Regions from separate parts of the Homo sapiens genome. Here region 1 is linked to region 2. The links are chromatin loops, found by intact Hi-C in ENCODE. Cell type or tissue: HepG2. All regions are shown on one strand. Each heading gives the region's core, and the rest is flanking DNA. Links, peaks and the distances in the headings are about the cores only.

What was found. A loop is a pair of places that touch in the nucleus more often than their neighbours do. Peaks named below come from ENCODE experiments on the same cell type or tissue, not always from the same donor. Only the 100,000 strongest peaks of a DNase experiment are listed, where the experiment ranks them.
Region 1: a loop joins it to region 2, with 2.9 times the contacts of the local background. A loop is called at or near these places in 1 of 110 quality-filtered maps.

What each region holds. Positions count from the first base shown.
Region 1 is chr3:105,425,529-105,429,932 of GRCh38, reverse strand. All of the region lies in intron 1 of ALCAM (activated leukocyte cell adhesion molecule), which reads right to left. Among named protein-coding and RNA genes, the nearest start is that of ALCAM, 61 kb to the right of the region's middle. In HepG2, for the core only: no CTCF peak of the experiment used is centred there; no DNase peak of the experiment used is centred there.
Region 2 is chr3:105,501,536-105,505,939 of GRCh38, reverse strand. The region is part of intron 1 of ALCAM (activated leukocyte cell adhesion molecule); the gene reads right to left. Among named protein-coding and RNA genes, the nearest start is that of ALCAM, 140 kb to the right of the region's middle. RefSeq lists enhancers at 749-1,279, 1,280-1,810. In HepG2, for the core only: no CTCF peak of the experiment used is centred there; a DNase peak (open chromatin) is centred at 2,539; H3K4me3 peaks cover 2,583 bases.

The DNA of each region.
Region 1 (4,404 bases), core at 104-4,103, 76 kb after region 2:
TCTTGAACTTTCAAGCATAGCTTTAAAAAGTTCAAAAATTTATAATTTTCCAAGCATTACAATATAGAAATGAATTTTAACATATTGCTAATTTAATGTAGATCAATAATAAAACAGTACTATCTCATTTTTAAACATAAGTTTTGTAGGTGAAAATAATTCATTTTAATTCTAAAATGCATTTAAATGAATAGTTGCATACTATTTTAATGTAATTTTGAAAATAAAATGCAAGTTACATAATCAATTGGTGTTCATTACATTTTCTAAAATTATTGTTAAATATCACTTCTTGTCACATTTTCTCTGGAGAAGATTAAAGGTAGGGTCACAGGGATACCAGCTGTTTAAATACTCTTTTTGTTTATAGTGCTAGCTTAATAAATAACCAATTTGTTTAACAATTATAACCTTTATTCAGCTGAAAAGCTTTCATGGAGATCCCCTAGATGTGGAACATCATTTTTTAAATACCAGGTCATTACCTTTAATAATTTGATACTATAAATGTTCAAGCTAGTTCATATGCCTGTGACTTAAAAAATCAAAATATCCAATGGGCTTTGGTAAGCAGGTCTAAAAGATAAAGGAAGCAGGTGTAGAAGACATTTAATAAAACATGCTTCTCATTTTTATTCCTTTTCTGTTTGGTTTCTTGGGAATCTCTGTTTGACAGTGAACTCCAGTGTATTTGCTTTGGGCAGATGCTTTTATTCTGAGTCTACTGATGTGGCAACCAAAAGAAGGATGACAGAAAGTAAAGTTGAAACCTAATATTAAGTTTTAAAAGCAAAATAGATTTTTTGCAGATGGAATTTGAGTTTAAAAAATTTTAAATGGTGGCTTAATAATTATTATCTAAACAGGCATGATATGAAGGCATAGATTATTGATTCTGACCATAGGTTTTATAATGAATCACATTGTTTGATTTTTTTCCTGTAAAAAAGAATATCAAGAAAAATTCATTGACTGTGTTTCTTTTGTGCCCAATATGATGGTTTTATCAAAGGTTAATGGAGAATTGTAAGATACTAAGGCATAAAGATTAAGGATTCATTTTTTCTTTTTTAAAGGGCTTATTCATACCAATTCCAGGCTAGTAGCACCACATTGTTTTTCTTGCATGTCCTCACAACCACATTTTTCAGTTTTAATATAGTTTTCAATTTATTTACTTCAGTAGTATTGATCTAACTTTGCTTTGGATAATGGTTCACACAACAACTACCATGTTTCTATAGGAGAGGCAAATAGTGAACTTATTGAGAGATACATAAATACAGTGTTCTTGAATTACCTTTTGAAAGTGACAATTCTGAAATACTTACCAGAGGTCAGGACTGTAATGTCTATCTTTGCACTTTGCTCAATATCTAGTTTCCTCATTCATGAAATTGGCACAAAATTAAATAATAGTATTGTACTCATTTCTAGTATTTATAATATATCCATTATATATTTAAAAAATACGGAGTACTCAATCTCTTCCAGGGCCAGAAAAAAAGAAATATTATGATATATTAGAAAGATGAACTTTTAGAAAAATCTTTTCAAATTAGTGGTTTAGGGCTATAAGGGTGAAAATTAAAGTTGAAAGATAGAAAGAAAATTGTTGATGTGCATGATTTTCTTTTTAGGCTTTATTGTTTCCAGTCTGTTTAAACTTATGAGGATCACTGTTCTGTAAGAAGGATATTTTAACCCTGGAAAACATTTAGGTCAAAACATCTAAACTTCTAATTCTAAAATTGCATGATAATATTTACTCAGTCATGGGGTATTTACACAGGATATGAGAGTAGTGTGGTCCCAACAACACATAGCAACTCCCAGCCTTTGCAGAGATTCAAATATTTAGTTCAGATATTTCGTGATTACAAATGAATAATTAAAAAATAAATTAAACATTTTTTTTCTTTTTCAAAATTTTTGTGTGAGTAGGAGCCAAATATATATTACCTCAATCCAGCTTATTATTTCCTATTTTATTTAAAAAAGTATAATAGGTTTTCTCCAACCTTGAAATGATTTTTCTGGAAACTTTCTCTGTGTATCATTTAAAGGTGTTTTCCAATGGTAAGAACTTTGTGCATATAGTGGTTAGGTTTTCAGAAGAGCCTATGGAAGCCAAAGAAGAATATTAAAAAGCACAGGTGAGTTAGGTTATGCTGGGTGTATCTAAAAATCGGAGAAACTCTATGAACCCTCCCCGCCCCAAAGACACCCAAACTCTACCTACAATTTCACAGAGTAAAAAACATTGTACAGCTTATTTAGGGACTATTGGAAGCTCAGGGGTTAAGAGCCCTTGTCCTAGGCAAGGTGTCAGATGAGGGGAGGGGGTGGGTAGATGAAGAACACAGTGGATACTGAAAGAGACTAGAGCTTCCTGTCTTCAGATTCCTCTCTCTTTTCCTCCCCCTTTAAATGCTAGCTTCAGCCCATGGTGATGAAGCAGTGGGGACAGGGGGCCAGAAGTGGCAGCCATGGAAGTTTTAAGGCAATCTATGAGTTTGCCTTTCACTGCCAACTCTTCTTTCCTTTCTCTGCTTTTCAGCTGTTCTTCTTCCCTTCTTCTCTACCTCTTTATTACAGAGGAACAAAAGCAACAGTAGAGGTAGGGGCAACTGCAGCTTGTCAGGTAAAGAAGGAGCACAGGCAATGAGAGTCCTTTCCTAAAAGGGTGAGAGAGATTACCTTGCCTCTCATTCTGTTCTCCTAGTTCCCTGGCCTCCCTCTCTATATATACTCTCTTCTTCCTGTGTTTTCTTTCTCTCCATTTTCACCCTGGGCATGGGATTTCTAAGAACCGAAGATACTTCTTTGAAAAGGGTAAGCAGTGGTGACAATAAGGAAAAGATTTCCTTTTTTTCCCCTTCCTTCCCCACTCCTTAAAAATCCCTTCTCCTAGGACAGAACAGTCCCACTTGGCTTGAGGAAGACAGATGAATTTCCATGTCTCCCCAGAAGGATCATTGTATATAAAGTACAAGACTGCCTATATTTTGTTAAGTTGTGCTTTTATTTAATCAATAATAAAAAAAATTGAAAATAAGTTTAAAAATTGTTTCCTATGATTCCTTTTTGTTGTTTTTTTGGGAGGTGGGGGCAATCATAGCCATACTTATGTCCAAAGGAACAATATAAATATTGTTAAGTACTGTTAAGTATTCCTAGTTGCATAGGAAGTTAACAATCTAATTTGCATAAATGGAAAGCAAGTTCGTTGCTTTTCCTCATGTCAGAATACTGAGGGGCTTCTTTGTGAAAAACACTTGTAGAGATATTTGTCAACGAGTACAAATCTACAGTAAGATAGGAGGGATAAGGTCTGGTAGTCTATTGCACAGCAGGATGACTACTATGATATATAATACAATAATGTATTCCATATTTTAAAATAGCTAGAAGAGACTTTTTTAATATTCTCATCATAAAGAAACTATAAATGTTAAAGTCATGGCTATGTTAATTACCCTGATTTGATCATTACAAAATTTATACATTTATCAAAACATCACATTTTGCCATAAATATGGTACATACCATAAATATGTACAATTGTTATATGTACATTTTAAAGAATATAATAATGTTTTATTTCCAAGATATTATTAAAAGAACCTAGGTACCAACAACCTTAAAAATACAATTAATATAGAAATGTGATTCTTTTGATTTGACACTAGGTAAAAAGATCATTTAATTTAACCTTCTAATTTTACCAGTTAGAACACTAAGGCCCAGAGAGCTTAGATGACTTGTCCTAGGTCACTCAGCAAGTTAAAGTCACTAAATATAGTTTGAAAAATACCCTGACTCTCACTCAAATTAAGTGTCCAATTCACAACTTTAACATGTGAAACATAGACTAGACAAAATGGGAAAAATAAAGCTTAGTTTTGCTGTGACCTAAAGCTAGCATTTCCTTCTACTGAAGGGATAGGTCTCCCATGAAAACTAAGAATATACATGAAATCATGTAAGCATCTCCATTTGAAAGAGCGCCTGTTCGCTCTTTAAGAGAGGAACAAATCACCAACCACATAGCCAGTTAGGTAAAGATTATTGCACAAGTTTTGAAAAAATATTTTGCCCTTTTAATGATCATGTGATTGATACCCCAACTCTACAGAATCTACTCCACTTTAAAGTAAAAAAAAAAAAAATTAAAAATATGCCAGTGAAAATCCCTAGTAGCAGCCGTATTAATATTTTTGCTACATACATATTAGTGACTATTTAATTTATGCCTACTTGTTATAAGGTTCTGCATGGTACATTTAAAACATAAGCTTACAGTTAATCAGAAGCTAATTAAAAACTTTCCACTATAATTTTCTGTGCATGCTTTCATCTGTAGTTTTACAGGAGTAATTATATGATTTTTACAGTGCAATC
Region 2 (4,404 bases), core at 160-4,159:
AAATTTTCTATTTGTTCTAAAGCCTTTGTAGCTATGAGAATATTTATAATGATTTCTGTGGGAAAGCCAATAAAATCTTTTGAAAATGAAAAAAATTAAATATATCTGAAGAATAGTGTAGGTTATATCTTTATCTAATATTGTTGATATAATCCAAAGACTGTAAAAGATATATGCTAAACATCTGATTAGAATTTAATAAGTTATTTATTACTGATCTGTGCCAAACAGTCTTCAATATTTTTTCTAAGAATGTTTTTCTGTGAAAATATTTTTATTTTTAAAAATAAAATTTCCTTAATCTAAAAGGCTCTGATTCGTATTAATTCAGATAAATTGGACATAAAGCTATTGATTGGCTAAAATGTCCAGATACTATACTCCTGCTGGGCATATGATATGATTTGGATTTGTGTTCCTGCACAAATCTCATGTCTAATTATAATCCCCAATGCTGGAAGAGGGGCCTGGTAGGAGGTGACTGGATTATGGGCGTGGATTTCCCCCTTGTTGTTCTCAAGATAGTGCCTTCTCATAAGAGCTGGTGGTTTAAAAGCCTGTGGCAGCTTCCTCATCACTCTCTTCCTCCTTCTCTGGCCATGTAAGATGTCCCTGGTTCCTCTTCACCTTCCGCCACGATTGCAAGTTTCCTGAGGCCTCCTCAGCTGTGTTCCCTGTACAGCTGGTGGAACTGAGTCAATTAAACCTCTTTTCTTTATAAATTACTCAGTCTCGGGTAGTTCTTTATAGCAATGAGAGGACGGTCTAATACAACATATACATATAAATAAGCTACCTCTTCCAAGGAGATAAAAATCTAGAAGACAGAAATGAAACATAATTAGCAGCAGAGTGTAGCAATTAAGGCATTGTTTCTGGCCTCAGACCTGGTAAGGATGAATCCAGCTCTGCTACTAATAAGCTAGGTGACTTCTAGTGAGTTACTTAGCCAATATGCACTAATGTTTCCCAGCTGTAAAATTGAGGACAATGATAGTGATATGGAAGGGAAGTGCTGGGTAGGGAAGAGCGTGGTCCCTTTAAATGATACAGAAGGGGGAAGGGAAGAGCTGGGTAGAGGGGGACGTGGTCCCTGGCTAGGGCTCCACCCCCAGGCCTGTGTCCCCACACCTAGGTGAAGACAGGCATTTTTGTTTTCCTGCCCAAATGTTGCATTTCCCAAGACCACCCTGGCCTGCCATGCCCCCATCCTGGGCCTACAAAAACCCTGAGACCCTAGCAGGCAGAGACACACAGGTGGTCGTCTGGAGGAGCAGCACATCGGCGGGGGGAAGGTGGGGGGAACAAACGAGCAGCTGGACGTCAAGAGGTATGTATTGACAGGCACCAGCAGGCCGGCAGGCCGTGGGCTTGCAGAAACAGACGCGGAGTTGGCGGGGGCAGCTGAAGGAGAGGCTAGGCCGCTGAGTGGCCAGACTCCAGGAGAAAACCTTCCCACTTCATCCTCCTTCTGGCTTCCCCCATCTGCTGAGAGCTACCTCCACTAAATAAAAGCTTGCACTCATTCTCCAAGCCCATACGTGATCTGATTCTTCCGGTACACCAAGGCAAGAACCCGAGATACAGAAAGCCCTCTGTCCTTGTGACAACGTAGAAGGTCTAATTAAGCTGGTTAACACAAGCCGCCTATAGACGGCGAAACTAAAAGAGCACAAGACACTGCGATAGGGTCGGAGCTCCATAACCTGCCCCATAACCTGCCCGTCTGTGTGCTCCCTAGAGGTTTGAGCAGTGGGGCACTGAAGAAGCGAGCCACTACCCCTGTCGCATGCCCTGTGAGGGGGACAAGGGAACTTTCCCCCTTTTAATAGTATCATGCTCATAGTGTTATCATGAATATACTAAATTAATAAGTATAAGTTGCTTTAAAAAAGTGCTTTTCATACAACGAGTGCTGAAAGTTATTATGTCTCTTTGGCTTTTATTTATTGGAATAATGGAGATTATATGCCAAATGTTGCAGGAGCAGAGGAGGGATTGATGAATAGGCTGGAGAAGGCTTTGCCTGGAATGGACATTTATACTGAATCATCACAGATAAGAATTTCTTCAAGTGGAAAGAAGGATGAAGGAAACTCCTTGCAAGAGAAAGGCTGGAGCAAGGGTATAATCATGTTCAGCCAGTGTGGCTGAGGTTTAGGGGCTGTAGGAGGTGATGGAAGGAAAGGCACCTGGGAAAGAAGCAATGGGGTGATACTTTGAAAGCCTTAAATAATAGCTTAAACAATTTGGACTTTATTCTGTAAAGAATGTGGAGTCAACAAAAGGATTTTTGGTTCATTTTAAGGATGGCAGTGAAGTGGTCAGATTTTTGCTATTGAAAATTATGGCAGCAGTATGAAGGCAAACTAGCTGGAGAAGGGACTCGGGGAAGGTAATCGTGTTAAAGTGTTTAGGTTATGTACTCATAGTGAAATAGGGCAGTGGGAATGAAAAAGAGGCACAGTGAAAAGGAGACAGGAGACATTTCTAAAGTAGAATCGATATGAGCCTCAGTCAGTTTGCTGCATTTTTCAACTACAAAGTTCACATTTCCCAACATAACTAAGTACACAGCTCACATGAAAAACAGCTAATACCAAGTCTCTGTAGAAGCATATCATACACTATGTGTGAAATCACACACTCACTAGGCAAATAGGAAAGCTGTCTTTTTGTGTTAGCTCTTTGGAAAAGCTTGAGACTAAATAAGTAGAAGAGTCCAAAGCAAATATTAACTCTGGTGGTGTTAGGTGCTTGGATTTCTAAACGCAAATTGTTAATGCAAAATGCATTTTGGCTTTAACACACGCGAGCCCTTTTTGCCACACACTATAAACTACAGAAAGAGAAAAACCCAAAGCTGGAACTTAAACTCTCCTAAAGAAATACTGTTGTTTGTTTTCTTAAGCTTTGTGCTTACCAATTTGAGATTGGAAAAAGTAAATGCAAAAATAAAATGTTAATAACAAGTTCTGTAATACTGTGCTTTTTAATCAGTACTAATTTTTCTTTTTAAGAGAAGTTTCTGAATTTATTTGGGAATCCAGAAGTCTTTCTGAAAACACTGATGAGTAGATCAAGGACCTCATGTAAAGCTCTGATACAAAGTACAAAGCCAATTCTAGGTGATAGTGTGACCAAAGATAGTTGCCAAAGACTATGGCTGTTAATTTTGGTTACTAGTGAATTTCAGTTTTGACTTGACATACAATGCTTTCCCTGCACAGGGAGGCAGTGGAAAATATCATTTATATGTCTTTCAAATACCTCTTTCAAAAGTTATTGGTAACTGAGAGATAGCAGTCTCTGATGTTCCTGTCTTTCTTTCCCAGCTGTACAAAAGGGTAATTGAGCAAACTGTGCCCTGCTCTGCTGGGAAGTCAATCCATCCGTCTAACCTGCAGCTGCCTGGCTGATGGCCTTTCTCCTATTCACCATTCATTTGCTTTTCTGTACTCTCCTCAAATGCCCCGGCTCTGGGAAATGATTTCCAAAAGCATGGCCTCAAGCCCTGAAGAACATGGACTCTGATAACCACCCAGGTCTTCATTCTTACAATGCTGTCTGCCACTAATGTTAGGTAGTAGATGATAAGAATTTTTTAAAAAAAATTCTACATAAAATATCTGTTTTATAACTCATACTTGAAAGAACACTAGTGTAAAGAGACTAGAGAAAACAAGTTTCTTGTTTCATCTTAACCTCATTGTGACCTTGCTTTCTTGGGCTTCAGTTTATTTATGCATAATATGATATAAGACAAGGCTTAAATATTCTAGGATTCAGATTCTCCAATATGAGAAAAAGCATACAGTTAATTTTCAGTTGGAATTTCTAGCCCTATTACTTTTATGCCTGGACTGGCAAAAAGATAGTATGTCAGATTTCTTATTTTCATCTTATAATTTAATTTGCTGTTGGAGTTTTCAATGAATATTTTAGTAACTTGACATTGAACAAACTTTGATTTTGGTTTCTAACTCTATATCAATTGATAAGTGTTTTCAACTGTAACTTGAGTTTGCTTTAGATTGGTTGCCACTATCACTTAAGAATTATTAAACATTTTTATTGCATTGCCTCAGCATGTAATATGTTTTAAGTATTGGCAGGCACTATGCTTTATATCTTTCCAATACTACTCTCATAATAAGCTTGTGAGCTTAGAAGCCATGCTGCATGCAGGAAATTCTGATTCAGGCATAGTACTGTTTCATTTAAATAGGGAACAAAATGAATTAATATTATTCATCTTAATTACTACCATTATGGATAAGAAAAATAAACTACATTTCAAAATTAAAGTAATATTTTATGTATTCAAGATCACTCAGATATTATTTTCTAGGTATTTGAAATCTAGATTCTTATACCTTATAGATTTTTATTTTTAAATTATTT